Linked DNA regions of Homo sapiens: region 1 is linked to region 2. A link is a loop called in an ENCODE intact Hi-C map of the cell type or tissue named here. Cell type or tissue: Caco-2. All regions are shown on one strand. Each heading gives the region's core, and the rest is flanking DNA. Links, peaks and the distances in the headings are about the cores only.

Region 1 (8,088 bases), core at 1,827-5,826, 130 kb after region 2:
GGGGACCTGAGTTCAACATTGTTAACAGTGTGATAAGAGCCGCTAATAAATTTGGTTGGACAAATTGAAAACTATATACCTCTTTATTGTTTTCATAGCTACTTTACACTGTCTCCTGCATACTCAAATTGCATGTGTCAGCTCCCCTTAGTGAGGGTCAATCTGAGGGGCAGCCTCACTGTCTAAGAGCAGCACAGAGCCTACTGTGATGTCACATCTCTTGGTGGTCTCTTCTGTCTGCTTGAGTTATCTGTGGAAGGGATAATCACTGGTGGAGAATAGTTCTGAATTTTGTACTGATCCTGTGTTTATAATTAAATGTTTTTAATTGTAAAATTTACATAACATACATTTTACAACTTCAACTATTTTAGTTGTAAAATTCTGTTTCATTAAGTATATTCCAATAAGTTGTAACCATTACCACTGTCCCCTTTAAGAACTTTGCATTATTCCACACAGAAAGTCTTTGCTCATTAACTAATGGCTACACATTCCCTCCATCATCCAGCACCAGGCTCCTCCTAACTTATTTTCTGTGTTCACAAATTTCCTAGTTTCAATATCTCATAAAATTTGAACTTACAATATTGTTCTTTGGTTTGGCTTATTTTCCTTAGCACAATGTTTTCAGGTTCATCTATGTCACAGCATGTATTAGAATTCTATACCAACTGTAAGTTATTATCCAGATACTATAATTGACATTAGCATGGAAAGGTCAGATATTTTCAGTTTTGCTTCTCACGTGAACGACCATAAAACTAACTGAAAGTTACAGCCAGAAAAATTTGTGCAAAACCTGGAAGTAAGAAGAATTCTCCTACAACTGAAAGAATCTGTAAGTGAATAATGATTTTTCAAGATAGTTTCCACTTTATAATCAATACTGCCATTTCCAATGGGCAAAATGGAACTGGTGGGGCATATTTACAGGCTCCTCACTGGTCTATTAGTCCAGGAAGAGCTAAATAAGAACTTACCAGTTCTCAAGGGGAAGCGGCCATGGTTGTCTTTACTAGAAATCAAGGCCAGTGTGTCACCATGCTGTGGACAAATGACAGGAGAGGACTTTTCATAAAACCAATTTGTGAGAGTGTTTTTATGAAGAAAGAGTCTGTCTCTAAGGACATTATTTTGCTTTATATCTGAGAATTCAGTGGAATGTAGAGATAACAGAACTCACTTATTCAGAATCGAGCTCCCAACTTCAGTAATGCTTCCAGTCATAGAAGGGAATATGGTTTCAGGGGAACATAGTCTGAGAGATCAATAAGGAAACTTCCTTTTTGATACAATCAGGTAGGAAACGTATAAAGATGAGTTTAGGGTTGTGGAGAGGAACTCCTTTTATTACAATGAAAATTGCAGAAAAAGTTTTCAGTGTAAGATAACAGGAAAAATGTGTTGGTAATATCAAGGAGAATCTAAACATTGTACTGTCAGACTAATGCTTTCTGTGGATGAAAACTGGAACTGTCAGTATAGATAAACATCTATTCGACGACCTTGAGTTACCGCTGAGACATTTCTGAGGCACAACACTAAGAAAACGCATGTAATTGTCAAGCGTGGCAGGGCAGTATTGCTCTCAAAGTCCCGTCTGACTGACAGGGCAGAGGTTCTTCCTCACTGCCCGAATCTGCTTCCCGACAGCTCCAGGGTTCCCTCAGGAAGCCGCCCTCCACCTTCACCTCAGGCATGTCCTGCAGAGCCCTCTGGAGAACCAGCTTCAGGTTCTGCCTATTTTGACGCTGCCTAAAGGAGCCCACGAAGAAGTAAATGACGGGGTTGGCACTACCGTTTAGAGGGGACAGGAAAATGGAAACTAGATGGACATGACAGAAAATGACTTCCAAATCCAGGTGGATCCCAGTAGACAGAGCCCACCGAATGCCGAAGGGCAGGCTGCGGAGTAGGAAGACTAGCACTGTGAGCAGGATCGTCACGTACAGCCCGGTCAGAGGCATCTTCCAGGATCCACAGAGAATCCTAATCAGCAGGACCAGGCTGGACCCACAGAGAACCACACATAAAAAAATCAGCCACACGACTGTGATGAAATCTGATGGTTGACACCAAATAGAATCAGCATCACTAAACAGGAAGTCACAGAACATTCACTCCAGGATGCTCCGCAGTAGGGACAGGGCCCAAAGCAAGACACACACGACCGCTGACAGGTGTGTGGGGGGAGGAGGCAGCGGTACCAGATGGGCCACAGGACGCACAGGCAGCGCTCGGTGCTCATGGCACTCAGAAAGCTCAGGCCTGTAAAGTATAGAAAGGTCATCACAGGAATGAGGATTTTGGAGATGGGATGACAGATATTGATGAGGAGTGAGGCGGAATGTATAACGTGGCCGCTGAGGAAGAGGAAGTCTGCCGCAGCCAGGTTGAGGATGTAGATGGAGACGGCGTTCCTGCGCATGCGGAAGCCCAGGAGCCAGAGCACAACCGCGTTTCCTGTCAGCGTGACAAGGGAAATGATGCACGTCAGCCCCATGAGGCTCAGGGTCTGCTTGTAGCAAGGAGTCTCCTCAGTTCTGTTAATTGGTGTCAGTTCTGCATCCAAGGCTGGGTTGCTTGGATCCACGCTCAGAAACGGTAGTCTGGTGTCCCTGGGAACACAAACCAGATGTGATCACCAGCTGTTTGATCTCTGATTCTCCCCACTACCCTGCCATGTGGGATTTACTGTTCTCATTTTAAAGAGGAGAGAAACAGAGGCTCACAGAGAATAAGTCACCTATCAAAAGGTGGGGGTCCTCAAATCCATTTGAAATCCAGTTCCTGCTGACTCTGAAGCCTGACCTCTCTTTATTGCCACACAAGTTCTGTACTGACATGGGGATAACATTAGGATCAAAACACCCCCATTCAAGTGGCCAGGGCTGTGGACCCGATGATTACTCTATCCTGGGCCTGAAATTTCTCTCAGGTGGAGGAATTCAGATACACAAAGAGGTGGTTGTGACACCCTCATGACTAGGACTGGTCATCCATGGATAGGAAAGAAGACCATGCATTATGAAGCAGAGGAAAATGAGACCTTTGCTAGGATAAGTGTGGAAATGGCTGGGCCTGGTGGGTGAGAAATAACTCAGTGTGTCAGTTATTGCAGACAGGACTGCATTTTACATTTTATACTCCCAGTGCCTATTTCCATGAGCAGCACACTGTGCTCTTCATAAATATTCATTCAATGAATGAATGCATGCATGAGGAGCCTAATGGTACTGGTAGATTTTGGTGAAATGGAAAATAAAGATGAAAGCACAATGTAAGGCATTAGAACACACATTTGTAATTATATGAAGAGAATTTCAACAATCAGAAATCTATTTGTGGACAGCTCTATCTGTGTTGAAAAGAATGATTGATGTGTGCCCAACACCAGAAAATGACCACTGATGAGCCTTTGACATGAGGTCTCAGTGTAGCTTTGCTGAACACCTAGAAGCATTTTTGTACACAGCGTTTGTGTAGGGTGTGGGTCTGAGCTGAACTGTTAAGCAGTAGAGCAGAGGAAAGAGTAAGTGTGGGTGAGCCTGAGTGCAACTGAAGGAAGTAACTGAAGTGTTGGAATATCTATGGGGGACTAATAAGTGTTCTGCTCCGTATACAAAATGTAACCCAATTTCTGTCTCTCTTTCAGTAGATCTGTGGTTTATTTCTCTGTTGATGAAAATATTTGTATTAGCAGAGTCAATGAGGGAAATAGGGCTAGTATAGGGCTTGGAGTATAAAGAGAGAGATTCATGCAGATTTCAGCTGGAGAATGAGGACTGGGTCTAATCTGGGAGAATAACAGCAGCTGATTGAGAGTTTATTAGGTATTGTCTCTTTTAATTATCTGAAGAGCCTAGGAGGTAAGAATGAGTATTATTCCCATATGGCCAATAATGCACTGGAGCACAAAAAGAATGAATTATTTGTCCTGGGACTTATATAGTATGAAGTTGAGCCCAGCAGGGCTGACTCATGATCCAGTCTTTGACTAGCCCTTTCGAACCAGCACGACTCTGTGTCGATTATACATGTTAGAGGGAGTAAAGCAACAGAGTGATTCTCAAGTGAAATCCAAGTTGGCAGTCAAAATTGTGGGCTGAAAGAAAAAACTAACCTAAACAAACTCCAGATAGAGAATGAGAAGCTAATCAAATAGGGAACAATATAGAGGAGAGTGAAAACCATTTAGGAACAAATTCAGGAGTTCCTTTTTGCCTACCTGAGGCCACCTTTGCTCTGGAATCCCAAGAATGCACATGGGCAGGAGGCTTCCATGTGGAAAGAAGATTCACCCTCTGGTGGGAGTACAGAGAAACATCAAGAATTAATGTATCCATCCTGACCTTTAGTAGAAAGACAAGCTGCCATATCCATGATTGGCCCGAAAAGGCAATGGGAGGAAAAGGAGAACATCTGTTATCCACATTCAGGGCACTAAACACTTTGTCCATCTATATTTAGGGTATGATATATTTATCTTCCTCATGAAACCTGAAGCTCCATAAGCTGTCTTTTTCACTGTAGTATCATCAACATTTAGCATGTCTTTCTTAAAGACCATCTATGGTATTATCCTCATATGACATAAGATGAAGCCGAGGCCTATAGAATTAAAGGGTTTTCCTGAGATCATAACATGGAAAGCAGGTCCAATACCAGTCCCTGGTCCCTGGAGCCCTGTTTGAGACTTCTGAACTGTTCTCTGTCCCATCATTTATTATTTCTGAGGAGTTCTTGAAAAATCTTGATGTGAGCACAGAATCAGAGACAGTGCGGGGCTGAAGAGACTGCTAGGTTGCCCCAATAATCATTTTCCTCTTTGGTCACATAACAGTTCTGAGAGTGTAAAAGCAGCACAAGGACCCACATCCCAGTGTTCCTTGATGATGGTGCCATCATATGAGCAGGAGCTCTTCAATGTAAGATGCACAAAAGTGATCCCTGGCTCATGGGATCAATAGAACAAGCAAGGCCTCTCCTTCCTTTCATCCTTTTCCATGATGCTGGAATGCCGATGTGGCTGGGAATCATGCAGGATCACAAAAATGAGGGCAACTCTCTAGGCACTGGGGAGTTTCAATTTTGGAATTCTGATTTATGATGCCTTGGAGCTTCCAGCTGGGATCTAGAAGATGGTCATCTCTGGGTATTCATTGGGGCTTGCTTCCGCAACCTCAGCACACACCAAAATATGCAGATGCTCATTTCTTTATACAAAACGATGTGATATTTGTATACAACCTATGCACTTTCTCCTAGATACATTAAATAATTTCTAAGTTACTTAGAATAACTGACAAAATGTAATTGCTATGTAAATTCTTTTTTTTACTCTATCAATTCAGAAGTAATGACAAGAAAAAACAAGTTTATACCTGCTCAGTATATACACAACTCCGCCATACTCTTATTTTTAAAATAGTTTCCACCTGTGGTTTGTTGAATCTGCAGATTCAGAATGTAGTGACCCAGAGGCACAACTGTACTTTCTTGTTAAGATATTTCTACTTCGTGTCTTTATGAGAGCAACCAAACTTATATTCTAAACAAAAGAAATATGTCCTCTCTTTAAAAAATTACATTTAATTTTCTACGCATTTTTGATGAACGCAAACATGTCTGCATAGAAGTGACAGTAGAGAAGGACATGCCAAACATTAGTCTGATAGAGTTGAAATGAGACCAGAATCAATCACCTTTAGACAGAAAAAACCACAGGAAGTAGGAGGATATAAGAAGGTGTGAGGGATAGTCTTAGTTGCCAGGAGGATTTGCTTTCCATTCTTCTCTATCCTGTTGACATCCCAAGAGAGTGGCTTCTATGTACCACATCAGTGGGATTCTTTTAAATTCTTGTTTCTGGTGGAATTGAGATACTGGGAGACACCAGGGGGAGACTGGAAGACAGCAGGAGAGCCACTTGGGATTTCCACCTCCTGGCTCTCTGCCAGTGTATTAGTTCATTCTTGAATTGCTACAAAGAAATACCTGAGACTGGGAAATTTATGAAGAAAACAGGTTTAATTGGTTCATGGCTCTGCAGGCTATACAGGAAGCATAGCAGCTTCTGCTTCTAAGGAGGCCTCAGGAGGCTTCCATTCATGGTGAAAGGCCAAGGGGGAGAGAGGCATCTCACATGGTGAAAGCAGGAGCAAGAGAGAGAGGGAGGAGGTGCTACACACTTTTAAACAACTAGATATCATGAGAACTCATCAGTGTCACAACAACAATACCAAAGGGGGATGGTGTTAAAACATTCATATGAAAACATCCCCGTGATCTAACAATCATCTCCCACCAGGCCCTCCTTCCAACATCGGGAATTACAATCAACATGAGATTTGGGTGGAGACACAGATCCAAAGCATATCAGCCTGTGTGGCTGTGTGTTGGCCATACAGGGCTTCTCCACCTGCCCGCTCTTGTTCTCCCACCCCTATGGATACAGCTATGGCTATGGCTATGGTGACAATAATAACTGCTCCTTCCCTGTCCCTTTCAGTCTAGGGGAGGACTTAGTGCTCCCCTAGGTATTGCTGCTTAGGGTGCTGACCCATGCATTTTCTCTTTCCTTAACCCTGCATGTCTTTGTAAATACTTCCCTCATGAAACACTCCTCAATCATTTCAGTTTGGACCATCCATGTCTTCCTTGAAACTTTCCAGATAGGCAAGGAAGAAAAATTTTGAAAAGTAAGTAAAACAGCAAAACTGGCTTCTACAGCAGTTCAGCTCTAGGAAGCAAGGCCTGCATGTCCCCTTGCTCATTAAATGAATGTTAGAGGTAGCATTCTCTCCATGAGGGCAGATTGAATGATTGGAATAAAGGAAGTGATATGGGGAGATAAATCAGAAGCGGGGACCCTATTTGGAACTCACACAGACTGGGCTGGTAGCAATCGGTTTCCAGAAGGAAGCTCCATGTCTCCTGTCTTTTCATGAAACAAGATCATGATCCCCTGCATGTAGCACGGAGGTGGAAACACAGGAAAGTGATCTTGTAGCTAAAACCATAACTGACTATAAAAGAAGACAGTTCTTGGTACTTACCCTTGTCTTTCCTTTTTCTTTTGTCCAGAGGTGAAGATCTCCCTTGTGGTAAAGGTGGAGGGCCTTTCTGGGATTCAGTAACTTCAGAGGACCCTTTTGTGTTTCTTAATTCAGGGGATGCCTACGGGAGCTAGAGTGAACACTGGTTAGCAACTCAGGCTTATGAAGATGCTGGACAGACTTGTTATTTCCTGCATGAGGACTGTGGACAAATCAGAGGCCAGAGAAGTTCGAGACACAAATCCCAACTGAGATGATTCTTGGCCTCTGTCCCATATCCAGTACATATAAGCCTCTCTCATCACGTCCCATGTTGTTCACCTTCCTGTAAGTAATTGCTGTCCTGATTTTAAAAATCAATTATGGGCCTAGGTATCACATCAAGTAATGTGAACTATCATTATGAGGCTTTATAAATAATGAAAAAAGTGGATCATAGGATCATTCAAGGCTGACAATGTCCTGACACCATTTTTTTTGGTGTTTTCTTTATTATAGTGGTAATATATTCATGTGTATACTTTCTTTCCAAATGCTAGAGAAGTGTATGCAAAGTGAAAGTCTAGAATCCCATTGTCTAGAGGCTACCACTTGCTACACTGTTCATTTTTACTTCTTTTATCAACTCTGAACAGCTAACTTTTTTTAAGTTCTGTGAAATCAAATCATTTATTATTATTTGTATTTCAATGGGTTTTTGGGGAACAGGTGGTGTTTGGTTACATGTATAAGTTCTTTAGTGGTGATTTCTGAGATTTTGGTGCACCCATCACCCAAGCAGTGTATACTGTACCCAATGTGTAGTCTTTTATCTCTCATCTCTCTTTCATTCATCCCCCCAAGTCCTCAAAGTTCATTGTATTATTCTATGCCTTTGTGTCCTCACAGCTTAGCTCCCACTTATAAGTGAGAACATATGATGTTTGGTTTTCCATTCCTGAGTTACTTCACTTAGAATAATGGTCTCCAATTCCATCTAGGTTGCTGAGAATGCTATTATTTCATTCCTTTTTATTACTGAGTAGTA
Region 2 (8,088 bases), core at 2,285-6,284:
GGCAGACTGTGGAAGACTGACTCTTTAGGCCAGACCCTAACCCATCCCTCCTCACTGGGAGGGGCCTTTCTGCAGGAAAGCCAGCAACTCCAGCCAGGGCCTTAGGGACAGAACTCTGATCTCGTTGGGCCCTAGGGGGAAGGGTGGCTGTGGTCTCTGCAGACCAGCAGACTTAGTCTTTCCCCCTGCTATCGCTGAGGAATACAGGCAGCCCACATGTGGGCTAACATCACAACTAAAAGAACTGAGGAGCAAGAGCAAACACATCCAAAAAATAGCAGAAGACAATAAATAACTAAGATCAAAGTGGAACTGTAGGAGATAGAGACATGAAAAATCCTTTAAAAAAATCAATGAATCCAGTAGCTAGTTTTTTGAAAAAATTAATAAAATAGGCCACTAGCTAGACTAATGAAGAAGAAAAGGAGAAGAATCAAAGAGACACAATAAAAATGATAAAGGGGATATCACCACTGACCCCACAGAAATACCAACAACAATCACAGAATACTATAAACACCTCTATGTAAAAAAAACTAGAAAATCTAGGAGTAATGAATTCCTGGACATATACACCCTCTCAAGACTAAACCAGGAAGAAGTTGAATCCTTGAATAGACCAATAACAAGTTCTGAAATTAAGGCAGTAATAAATAGCCTACCAACCAAAAAAAGCCCAGGACCAGATGGATTCAAAGCCAAAGTCTACCAGAGGTACAAAGAGGAGTTAGTACCATTCCTTCTGAAACTATCCTAAACAACTGAATAGGAGAGACTTCTCCTTAATTCATTTTATGAGGCCAGCATCATCCTGACACTCAAACTGGGGAGAGACACAACGAAAAAAGAAAACTTCAGGCCGATATCCCTGATGAACATCAATGCAAAAATTCTCAATAAAATACAGGCAAATTGAATCCAGCAACACATTAAAAAGCTTAAGCACCATGACCCAGTTGGCTTCACCCCTGGGATGCAGGGCTGCTTCAACATACACAAATCAATAAATGTAAGCCATCACATAAACAGAACTAATGTAAAAAACCACATGATGATCTCAATAGACGCAGAAAAGACCTTTGATAAAATTCAACATCTCTTCATGTTAAAAACTCTCAATCAACTAGGTATTGATGGAAAATATCTCAAAATAATAAGAGTCATTTATGATAAACCCACATCCAATATCATATGGAATGGGCAAAAACTGGAAGCATTCCCTTCGAAAACCAGCACAAGAGAAGAATGCCTTTTCTCACCACTCCTATTCAACATAGTATTGGAAGTTATGGCCAGGGCAATTAGGCAAGAGAAAGAAGGGTATGTAAATAGGAAGGGAGGAAGTCAAATTGTCTCTCTTTGCGGGCGACATGATCCTACATCTAGAAAACCCCATCATCTCAGCCCAAAAGCTCCTTAAGCTAATAAGCAACTTCAGGAAAGTCTCAGGATACAAAATCAATGTGCAAATGTCATAAGCATTCCTATACACCAAAAATAGACAAGCAGAGAGCCAAGTCATGAATGAACACCCATTCACAGTTGCTACAAAGAGAATAAAATACCTAGAAATACAGCTAACAAGGGATGTGAAAGACCTCTTCAAGGAGAACTACAAACCACTGCTCAAGGAAATAAGAGAGGACACAAACAAATGGGAAAACATTCCATCCTTATAGATAGGAAAAATCAATATTGTGAAAATGGCCATACTGCCCAAAGTAATTTACAGATTTAATGCTATTCCCATCAAACTACCATTGACATTCTTCACAGAATTATAAAAAACTACTTTGAAATTCATATGGAATCAAAAAAGAGCCTATATAGCCAAGACCATCCTAAGCAAAAAGAACAAAGCTGAAGGCATCACGCTACCTGACTGCAAACTATACTACAATGCTACAGTAACCAAAACAGCGTGATACTGGTGCCAAAACAGACACATAGACAAATGGAACATAATAGAGATCTCAGAAAAAAAACCAGATCTACAACCATCTGATCTTCAACAAACGTGACAAAAACAAGAACAGGGAAAGGATTCCCTATTTAATAAATGGTGCTTGGAAAACTGGCTAGCCATATGCAGAAAATTGAAACTGGGCCCCTTCCTTACACGTTATACAAAAATTAACTCAAGATGGATTAAAGACTTAGATGTAATACCTAAAACCATAGAAACCCTAGAAGAAAACCTAGGCAATACCATTCAGGACATAGGCATAGACAACGATTTTATAATGAAATTGCCAAAAGCAATTGCAACAAAAGCAAAAATTGACAAATGGGATCTAATTAAATTAAAGAGCTTCTGCATAGCAAAAGAAATTATCATCAGAGTGAACAGGCAACCTATAAAATGAGAGAAAATTTTTAAAACCTGCCCATCTGACAAAGGTCTAATATCCAGGATTTACTAGGAACTTAAACAAATTTACAAGAAAAAACAAACAACCCCAGTGAAAAGTGGGCAAAGGACATGAACAGACACTTCTCAAAAGAAGACACTCATGTGGCCAACGAACATATGAAAAACAGCTCAACATCATTGATCATTAGATAAATGCAAATGAAAACCACAATAAGATACCATCTCATGCCAGTCAGAATGGCGATTATTAAAAAGTCAAGAAACAACAGATGCTGGCGAGGATGTTGAGAAACAGGAACGCTTTTACACTGTTGGTGGGAATGTAAATTAGTTCAACCATTGTGGCAGACAGTGTGTCAATTCCTCAAGGATCTAGAACCAGAAATACCATTTGACCCAGCAATCCCATTACTGGGTATATGCCCAAAGGAATATAAATCATTCTATTTTAAAGATACATGCTACTATAAAAACACATGCACATGTATGTTTATTGAAGCACTATTCACAATAGCAAAGACATGGAATCAACCCAAATGCCCATCAATGATAGACTGGTTAAAGAAAATATGGTACATATACACCATGGAATACTATGCAGCCATAAAAATGAATGAGATCATGTCCTTTGCAGGGACATGGATGAAGCTGGAAGCTATCATCCTCAGCAAACTAACACAGGAATAGAAAACCAAACACTGCATGTTCTCGCTCATAAACGGGAGCTGAACAATGAGAACACATGGACAGAGGGAGGGAAATAACACACATTGGGACCTGTAGGTGGGACGGGGGAGAGGGAGCATCAGGATAAATAGCTAATGCATGTGGGGCTTAATACCTAGGTAATGAGTTGATAGGTGCAGCAAACCACCATGACACATGTTTACATATGTAACAATCCTGCATGTTTAGCACATGTATCCCAGAACTTAAAATAAAATTAAAGAAACACAGAGCATGTCCGTAAGAAATGCTCAACAAATGTTAGTGATGATGCTAATGATATTGATAATGATGACAATAATAAAGATGTCAGTCTACATGGTGGAAAAAATTTCCTGAAAGAAACTGAGTGGTGAGAGGCCCTTCCCTGAAGATTAACCACAACAATTTCCGCCCATTTACTCCTAGGGAAACAGTAGAAAGGGTTCTCCACCCCAGTCATTGAACCGATTCAATATGCCCATAGATACATGTCCATATTCTTCTATCTGCAAATTCCAAATCCTTGAAACTCCAAAAACTAAAAGTTGTTTTGTAAATTTGGAACCAAAACTAACTGATCTGAAATGCTAAGAGGCAGAAAGTTATCTTTTAAAATCTCCCTTATTGGGCACATTCATAAGTTTCTTTGCAGAAATACTAATGTGTTTGATTATGCAGTGCTGCCTCAGATTCCACTAGGGGGTTAAATAACATTCAATGGAAGCACATATGATAATTTATAGATGATATTTGGATGTAAGGGTTTCCATTAGGAGTTTGGACCTGCATTTATAAAATGATGAAAGTTTGCCCTGCCGGGGACTGGGATGCTGGTGGCTACTCAGTCACAGATGTTCTTCAGTTTAGGATGAATGTACACACATCAGCACTGTTGTGAGGACTGTTGTGTTCCTAAATTTGGAAAAACTTTGAGGTTTTTCTCCCTGGGGAGCATGATTGACACAAATGAACATAACTAGGTAGTGGGGTTGTGTTGGTGGGAATTTAGTGAGGATGAGATTCTGATTTGTTTTACTCTCTGCTTATGGAGACCTACAGAGAGCTGCAGGGGACAGAAAGAGGCCTCCCAATGGTGTGACTACAGCCCTTATCCAATTGTGGGCTAAGTCCTATCACTCTTCACACATACCATTTGCTGTGATGCTGAACCTCAGATTGTCCAGAAGGGGGAGCTGAGAGAATAAATCCATAGGTTCACAAGAAGCAGTAATGTGGTTATGAAATTGGTCCTGAGATTTCATTTTCAATTGTTAGAGATTCAGGGGTCACACCCACCTGGATCAACATGTCATATAGTTTGGCTTAACCCATATTAATAAAAATGTTTTTTTTTCACCTCTGGCAACTGGAGAAAACAAAATCTAGTCACCTTTTCAGACCCTCTGACATTTAACGTTCTGGCTCCTAGTTACCTTTCCATCTTCATTTATTACTATTCCAATTCTCCTATTTTCTGGGATCATCCTCCAAAACTCCACCCATGGCAGACATGGTTAATAGATCCCAGGATGTTGTCTCATTGAGCCTATCTTGGGCTTAAAAATAAAATTCTTCTGAAAGCAGCATTTTGTAGACTTTGCAATCAGATGCGGCTGGCACAAGAGATGAAATCTCCACATGGTCTAATGTTTCCTAAATAGTTTCTGCATCTGTGCCAACAATTACCATGAGACTCGATTGCATTTTCTTCTTTCCACCTCTTTTAGTTAAAAATCTTCTTGTCTTAAACTTACCCACCTTGAGGGATTGTTAGGATGATCAAATAATCAAAAAAGATAGTTACCAGGAAATGGCCTCATTAGTGAGATGACATGCTATGTTAAGACAGGGGCTGTCCTCCTCAAATTCCAACCTTTTCTTTAAGTTTTTCCATCCATCACTAAACTTCTCTTCCTCTTCTCAGCTAGCTCTGAGGTAGTAGATATTGATCACAGACATCCTCTCTTTCCCTACTGCTGTAGGCTGGTGGAGGGCAGAGCTATATCTTGTCAACTTCTTTATTTCCCCAATGTCAGAGCCTGGGCAAGTGTGTTTTGCCTATACTGCTACCTGCTACATTCTCAATTAACTGGTTACTGGAGAGAAAGGGGCTGTGCATCCTCTGGAATTTTCAATGTAATGTTGACTAAAGTCACAGTGGACTCTGAATAACAGAGAGGTAGTGTAGGATAGGGCTGAATAAAATCATGTTGTGGTAGATGCAAGTTGGCATGGATCTCTAGCACAGAATGATTCTTTCAGGGGACAATTTTTACTACAGCTCTTTTTCTTTTCTTTCTTTTTTTTTTGCTGCTAGTAATTGACCCTACTTATCCCATGAATTTCAAATCTTTGTTAAAGTTTATCACATTCACCAAGGTTTTGTGTAGTGCATTTGAGTGCTTGTTTGTGTGTGAGATTTGATGGACTTTAATTTCACATTTGGTTTAATATGCTGCAAATATCAGAAGGGGTAAGCATGGAATAGAGTCCATTTAACAAATAAAGACACAGAAATACATAGAGGTTAAGAAACTTGTCCAAGGTGGCAAACTAGCATCGCCTGTTAGATGTTCTTTTTTTTTTTTTTCTGCCAACCATCCTGATTCTGGCAACCTGATTTTGCTCCATGTAGCTTCCAGCCTAACATCATCCTACCAGGTTCTTTTGTGTCTCTTCCCTTATTCTCTCTTCTTTCTCTTTTTTCAGAAGCAAAACCTAATTATTTGCATTTTCTCCCCTTTATTCTACCCTCATCCATCTTTGGAGTCCATCCATCACTGAACTTGGATGGAACCACCAAACTATCTAGTTTGGGTTCTTCTTGACATCTATGTCTCCAGGGCTTCGCTTTCTTCTTTAAGTAGTTACTATCCTTGCCACATTTAATGAATATGTTTAAGCTTCCAGAAATCCTTCAAGGTAGAAGGCAGGGTGGTTAAAACCTGACAGTTTTCTGCTCATGTTTTTGGAACGTGACACCTGATGGTTGAGGTTGCTGAAGATGCACTCCAAAGATGCATGGGGGTAGAATAAAGGGGAGAAGATGGTGGTCCTTTTGGAATTTGGGTTGTGCCAACAAAACTGGCCAGTGCTTGAGGGGCATTTGCCCTAGGCCGTCGAACTTGCAGTCTCCATAAGATCCCTGTGTGGGGAAAGCAAGCTAAGTCCTAGTGTTGTACAACTCCAGGGGATGTCACCTACATTGTGGCCTATGTGAGTCCTGCCCCTGGATTTGTGCAATGCACACCCTGTTGGGCAGCATGTGGTGGAACTGACTGAGGAGAGACCCTGTAAAGAGAGGAAGTCCACCTGTGGTCAGTACTTAAATGAAAGAGGAGACAGGGAAGAAAGGCCTGATACCACTACATGAGGTGCAGAAAAATAACTGAAATACTCCTTGTTATGGTTTGGCTGTGTCCCCACCCAAAATCTCATCTTGAATTGTAATCCCCATAATCCCCACATGTCAAGGGAGAGACCAGGTGGGGGTAATTGAATCATGGGGGCAGTTTCCCCCATGCTGTTCTCATGATAGTGAGTGAGTCTCACAAGATCTGATAGTTTTATAGGGGGCTCTTCCCCCTTCACTCTGCCACTCTTCTCCCTGCTGCTTTGTGAAGAAGGTGCCTTGCTTTTCCTTCACCTTCTGCCATGATTGTAAGTTTCCTGAGGCCTCCCCGGCCATGCTGAACTGTGAATCAATTAAACCTCTATCCTTTATAAATTATACAGTCTCAGGCAGTTCTTCATAGCAGTGTGAGAACAGACTAACACACTCTTTCAGAAATTGAAAGGGAGTAACCAATCTGAGTCATACATTATTATACTTGAGGCATCTATGTTATTAAAAGTATGAGTGTATAAAAGGCACTTGTCCATGTATTTAATTTGTTCTCATTAAAAAAATCTAAGATGGACCATACCATATGATGAGGAGGGAGGGTCAGGATGGTCTGTATGATTTGAAGAGGTTCTTTACTTCCATCCAGGGTTCAGGGTCATGCAAATATCAAGTTTCCTGGTACAGTTTTTCAAGCAGTTAGCTGTTCCTTTACTTGAACTTCCAGACCACCCAGATTAGAACAACCCCTCTTATTCTTATTCTAATCTAAAAGCACATGATTATTAGGGCACCTGGCATTCTTTTTAGGAGCCTGAGAGCTCTGGAGGATGGAGTTTGTTTGCAAACTCTTCAGTGCTTGTAAGTGTTGCATGTACCTGATACCCACTATTTGTTCATTGGATTTGATGTAGCTCTGAATATTCTCTCCTGTTCAATGACTTCTGTTCCATGATTGTCTCTTCTGTGAAACAAATTTCTAGGCCATTTCTCTGTTTGATTTTCACTGGAGCTCCTATTAGTAACTTGCTTGATCTTCATTTCTCTTTCACTCAGACAGCTCCTCTCTGAGTCCGTCAAACTCACAGAACTGGGAAGGACCCCAGGGTCTCTTTAGATTCGTATCTTTACAGATGAAGGAACTGAGTCCCAGAGGGTGGAAGTGACTTCTCCAAGGCCACACAGAGAGTTTGGGCCTCAGGATCTCAGTCTGAGATTTTAGGCTCTTCCTGCCTTACTTTTTCCTCTGGTTCTTCCCCTCTGTCATTACCTCTTGTTTCATTTCACTTAACTCGTGGCTGGAATTGCCCCCAAAGTGGCAGCAGGGCCACAAGGGAATGCCCCAAACAATCCTGAGATGGGGGATTCCATCTCATTTAGTACTTCCAAGAAGTACTAAACACTAGAGGAAAGAGGTGTTGTACCTAGGTATAACCAGTATAACCACAGTGAAGGGGTCAGGGTGTGGAGATTTTATGAGGGTTTAAGGAATTTTGCTAAGATGCCAGGGACAGCTTCTTTCAGTGTTTTGGGCAACAACCTAGATACCTTTATCAGTGCCTGAGAATGTTTATAAGGCCCCAGTTTGGGTGCAAACATGCTAGGAAAAACCTGTAGCTGGCTGGGTCATAGAGTGGTCAAGGCATTGGGGGACCCTACACCT

The links. Hi-C counts contacts between places; a loop is a spot of excess contacts. Peaks named below come from ENCODE experiments on the same cell type or tissue, not always from the same donor. Only the 100,000 strongest peaks of a DNase experiment are listed, where the experiment ranks them.
Region 1: it touches region 2 in a loop (6-fold over the local background); 1 of 110 quality-filtered maps calls a loop at or near these places.

What each region holds. Positions count from the first base shown.
Region 1 is chr11:18,970,107-18,978,194 of GRCh38, forward strand. It overlaps the pseudogene MRGPRX10P. Among named protein-coding and RNA genes, the nearest start is that of MRGPRX1, 35 kb to the left of the region's middle. In Caco-2, for the core only: no CTCF peak of the experiment used is centred there; a DNase peak (open chromatin) is centred at 4,255.
Region 2 is chr11:18,840,702-18,848,789 of GRCh38, forward strand. No RefSeq gene overlaps it. Among named protein-coding and RNA genes, the nearest start is that of PTPN5, 53 kb to the left of the region's middle. In Caco-2, for the core only: a CTCF peak has its summit at 4,295 (motif pointing right); a DNase peak (open chromatin) is centred at 4,230.